Regions from separate parts of the Homo sapiens genome. Here region 2 is linked to region 1. Evidence: read pairs that join two places in POLR2A ChIA-PET (ENCODE). Cell type or tissue: Panc1. All regions are shown on one strand.

Region 1 (2,500 bases):
GTGGATCCAGCACCCGGCCGCAGGTGGAGCTGCCTGCCAGTCCCGCGCTGTGCGCCCGCACGCTTCAGCCGTTGGGTGGTCGATGGGACTGGGCGCCGTGGAGCAGGGGGTGGCGCTGGTCGGGGAGGCTCAGGCTGCGCAGGAGCCCACGGCGGCGGGGTAGGCTCAGGCATGGCAGGCTGCAGGTCCTGAGCCCTGCCCCGCAGGGAGGCAGCTAAGGCCCGGCGAGAAGTCGAGCACAGCAGCCGCTGGCCCAGGTGCTAAGCCGCTCACTGCCCGGAGCCGGCGGACTGCTCCGAGTGCGGGGCCCGCCGAGCCCACACCCACCTGGAACTAGCGCTGGCCCGCAAGCGCCACGCGCCGTCCCGGTTCCCGCCGGCGTCTCTCCCTCCACACTTCCCCTCAAGCTGAGGGAGCCGGCTCTGGCCTCAGCCAGCCCAGGAAGGGGCTCCCACAGTGCAGCGGCAGGCTGAAGCGCTCCTCAAGTGCCGCCAGAGTGGGCGTCCAGGCAGAGGAGGCGCCGAGAGCGAGCGAGCGAGGGATGCCAGCATGCTGTCACCTCTCAGTGCTGCCATGCGGTGAGCTTCAACCAGAGCCACAGCTGGCTGACTGGATGGATGGAAGGAGGGGTGCTTCTACAGAATCTGTTGCTTGTGGCCAGGCATTTTCTTCAGAGAACAAAACAGTTCTCTGCGATAACCTTAGCATGCACAACAGGGCTTGACACACAGTAGGTATTCAATATTTCTTGAGTGAATAAATAAATGCCACCTAAAGGGAGAAGGGGGAAGAAGGAATCAGCTGGCATGAAGATGTTTGAACAAAGTGGCAGAGAGGGTAAGTAGGAGGAGACCCATAGCTTGGGGTAGGGGGCTCCAGGAAGCCAATGAAGGATGCTGGAGAAGGAGCTGGCTTCAAAGCAGTTAGACAATTGCCCACAAGAATGACCTGGTAGAATCACCATATGACCTGGTAATTACACTTCTAGGTATTTCCCTAAGAGAAATAAAAACCTATGTCGTGCAAAAACTTGTACACAAATGTTCATAGCAGCATTATTTTAATAGCCAAAATGTTGAAATAACCCACATGTCCATCAACTGATTAATAAGAAAATTAAATTGTGGTCTATCCATACAACGGAATAATATTGGGTTGGTGCAAAAGTAATTAAAAGTAATGGCAAAAACCGCAATGACTTTTGCACCAACCCAATATTATTCAGCAATAAAAAGGAATGAAGTATTGAGCCATACAACAAAATACACGAACCCAAAGAACATTATGCAAGTAAAAGAAGCCAGTACAAAAGGCCACATATTGCTGGGTGCACTGGCTCCTGCCTCTAATCCCAGCACTTTGGGAGGCCAAGGCAGGCGGATCACCTGAGGTCAGGAGTTCGAGACCAGCCTGGCCAACATGGCAAAACCCTGCCTCTACTGATAATACAAAAATTAGCCTGGCATGGTCGCACGCGCCTGTAATCCCACCTATTTGGTAGGCTGAGGCAGGAAAATCACTTGAACCTGGGAGGCAGAGGTTGCAATGAGCTGAGATCACGCCACTGCACTCCAGCCTGGGTGATGGAGTGAGACTCCATCTCAAAAAAAAAAAAAAAATTTTAAAAAGGCCACATATTGTATGATTCTATTCATATGAAATGCCCAGAATAAGGAAATCTATAGAGATAGAAAGTAGATTAGTGGTTGCTAGGGTTGGGGGCGAGAGTTAGAGGAAAATTGAGAGTAACTGCTAAGGATTGAAGAGGTTTTTCTTTGGGGGGGATGAAAATGTTATAAAATTGATTATGGTGATGGTTGCACAACTCTATGAATATACTAAAAATCACTGAATTGTACACTTTAACTGGGTGCATTGTAAGGTATGTGAATTATATCACAAACTGTTTAAAGAAAAAAAAAAGAATTATCTGGGGACGTGAGCCCAGAGAGCAGGCAGCCTAGCCCACAGTCACAGCAGGTGCCCTGGAGTCAGGTGGGGCTGAGCCCCAAGGACGTCTTCTCAGTCACTCTTCCACCTGTGAAGCCAGGAAAAGGACCCTACCAGTGGGTCCTGAGAGCCTTGGCTTCAGAGGAGCCCCTCCCATGGTCCTCAAGGCCAGTCAGGGGATGCAGCTCCGGGGTTCTAGAAGTGAGAAGGGCTGTGGCACTTCTTTATTTCTATCCCTGCAAGAGCTGGCGGGGGCGGGGGGGGCTCTCACTGGGTCGATGTTTGGGGTGGGTGTGAGAGGAGAGCATGGCACGAGGCAAGGAAGTATAAAGTAAGATCAGTAATTCCATGTTTTTTGAGCACTTACTATGCATCTGGCACAGTGTTAAATGTGAAGCAATTGGAGTGCAAAGAAGCATAAGAGCTTCTCTGTCCTGGAAAACTTGCCAAGGCTGCATGGAGACAGATGTATAAAAGATCCATGAGATGTGGTGCTAAAGCAGTGCGTGTGCTAGGACAGTGGCCCACAAAGAAGACACGGGGAGGGATG
Region 2 (2,500 bases), 130 kb before region 1:
CTAAATACCTAAAACCAATAAATGAAGAAGTACTCATATATATACCCTTTATAGAGATATGGAGTAAATACTAGAAGAAACAGCTAAAAGAGTGAAAAGTGGTTGCCTCTAGGGAGACAGGACTAGCAGTGGGTAGAGACAGGGCAAGGGACTGCTATTGAATTAAGTTTTTAGTACAACTTGGCTTTTAAACTGTACATATATTACTTTGGGGGAAAAAAGCACATAAAAAGTTTAATAAGAACACTAGCCTGGAGAACTGGGTTCTGGCTCAATGTCTGTCACCAGCCAACTGTGTTTGGTTGAGCAAGACACTTTGATCTCAGGTCTCAGTTGCTTCATCTATAAAACAAGGAGTTGGAGTCCTTCCCAACTGTCCAATTCTATGACTGCATGGTTCTAATGTGCAAATTTGGGTTCTCTGCCAATGTTGGTGGTATCATCCAAACTTGAATTACTGGACTGTAATATTATTTAGCACTGTGCTAAGAAAATAGCATTTTATTACATAGACATATACCTAAAAAATGGAGACATTTGGAAAAATGTGCAATAAGGGAGTCTTGTGATTTGCCAGACACAGAGGAATGTAAATTGTGACTATTTTGCAGAAGAATGCAATATGGAAGAAAACACAGGATCGTCAAAGAAGATAAAACAACATGGCCACCAAGAAAAAAACAAAGCAATAATAATCAAATAGACAAGGAGGGTTAGACCCAGACCAGGTCTAAATGAGAAGGAGGCTGGACAGTGGAGAAATAGGACCTTCCCATGGTTTTTATACAGGTGAACAGAGAAGTCTGAATGGTAGATGATTTTGGCAAAAGCTTGAGACTGGGGATGAAAAATGATGAGAAAGATAGTAGCTGTAATATTTTACAAGAGACTTACAAATATTTTACCTTTGGGATATAGAAGGAAGAGCTGATACGGTTTGCCATCGAGGACAAAGGTATGAAAAAGACACAAGACAGCAGGGACCACCTGAACTACAGGTGTCCAGGAAGCACAACATCTCAGAGTAAGGCCACCTTGGATTCCACTCCAACCTGTGTTTAATGTATGCAGAACGGAAGGCGAGGTTGAAAAGGAAAGGATGGGGACTCTGTCTTTGCTGGCATAAGCAAGCTCTGGGTCAAGAATACAGAAGAAAATCTGACAGTCAAAGTGGCATCCATATTTGCTGAAACTGACTTCTCTTGTTGGATTTGGAGCCTCTTTCCAAAACAAACAGCAAACTTCCTTTAGATCCAGGCAGTAAAATTCATTTTTATATCATTCATTAAACATTTAAACCATTCACTTAAAAAGAGAACAAACATTTTTACTGTGGTAAAATAAACCACTCATTCTCATGGACACAGTACTCTTTTATGTCTTTAGGAGAATAATAGCAAATGTTTATTGAGTATTCACAGTTCAGAGACCATTCTAAGAGCTTTATGCAAAATATAGTTGACCCTTGAACACCATGGGTTTGAATTGCGTGGGTTCACTTATATACCAAAGTTTTTCAACCAAATGAGGTTGAAAATACAGTATTTGTGAGACATGAAACTCGCCTGCACAGAAGGCTGACTTTTCATATATTCGGGTTCCGCAAGGCCGACTGAGGGATGTGAGTAAGCATGGATTTGGTATACCCAGGGGTCCTGGAAGCAATTCTCCGTGTACACTAAGGATGACTGTATCTTGTTTAATTTTTTCAACAACCCTATGAAGTAGCTACTATAGATCCACAATCCCTTATCCAAAGCTCTTGGGCTTAGTGGTTTTCCCAAATTGAATTTATCAGGTTTTAGTAAGGTCATATGGTGTACATTATATAACACCCCAGCAGTCGGGCTGCATCCTATAATCAGAAACACTAATATTTCTGCAGTGAAACATAGGAATAATCACACTAATTTGGATAAAGTGCATAATAAATAGTCATATGTCAGTTCAGGGCAGACTTTGATGCCAAATGAGTGTGCCTCAAATTTAGGGGAAAAAAAACAACTTTGTTTTCAGAGTGCTTGAAATGCACTCTTCAGAAATACAGATCAGAATTTTTATCCCTATTTGATAGATGAGAAAACCAAGGCACAAAAAAAAATTACATAACTTGCCCCAAGGGTCAGGGATTGACCCAGGCAGTGTGGCCCCAAACCTAGGTTCTTAACTGCCCTTGCCATATTGCTTCCTTGTATGTGGCTCACAGTTTAGGATTGGGGTTTAGAGGGCATAAATTACATTTTTACCGCACAAGTAGTTAAGGAACATGGTATTCAGAACCAAGCAGAGTCCTGCTGATATGGAAGACAGCCAGGTGACATCAATGCTTCCCATCCCTGAAGGACAGGGAGAATGACCTGGAGGAAGCCCAAGGCGTGGAGTTGTCCATAGAAGATCTTGAACCAGAAAGGCTCCAGGCACACACAGCATCTTGGAAAGGGGCTGTGCTTGCTTTTAATCCCATGGGATGAGGAAAATACAACAAAGTCCCAGATAAACC

The links. Peaks named below come from ENCODE experiments on the same cell type or tissue, not always from the same donor. Only the 100,000 strongest peaks of a DNase experiment are listed, where the experiment ranks them.
Region 2: POLR2A ChIA-PET joins it to region 1 with 12 read pairs; 3 of 35 experiments call an interaction of 5 or more read pairs at or near these places.

The regions. Positions count from the first base shown.
Region 1 is chr7:105,955,751-105,958,250 of GRCh38, forward strand. No RefSeq gene overlaps it. Among named protein-coding and RNA genes, the nearest start is that of CDHR3, 6.3 kb to the right of the region's middle. RefSeq lists enhancers at 1-466, 467-966. In Panc1, no CTCF peak of the experiment used is centred here; no DNase peak of the experiment used is centred here.
Region 2 is chr7:105,826,010-105,828,509 of GRCh38, forward strand. The region is part of intron 2 of ATXN7L1 (ataxin 7 like 1); the gene reads right to left. Among named protein-coding and RNA genes, the nearest start is that of ATXN7L1, 49 kb to the right of the region's middle. In Panc1, no CTCF peak of the experiment used is centred here; no DNase peak of the experiment used is centred here; H3K27ac peaks cover 848 bases.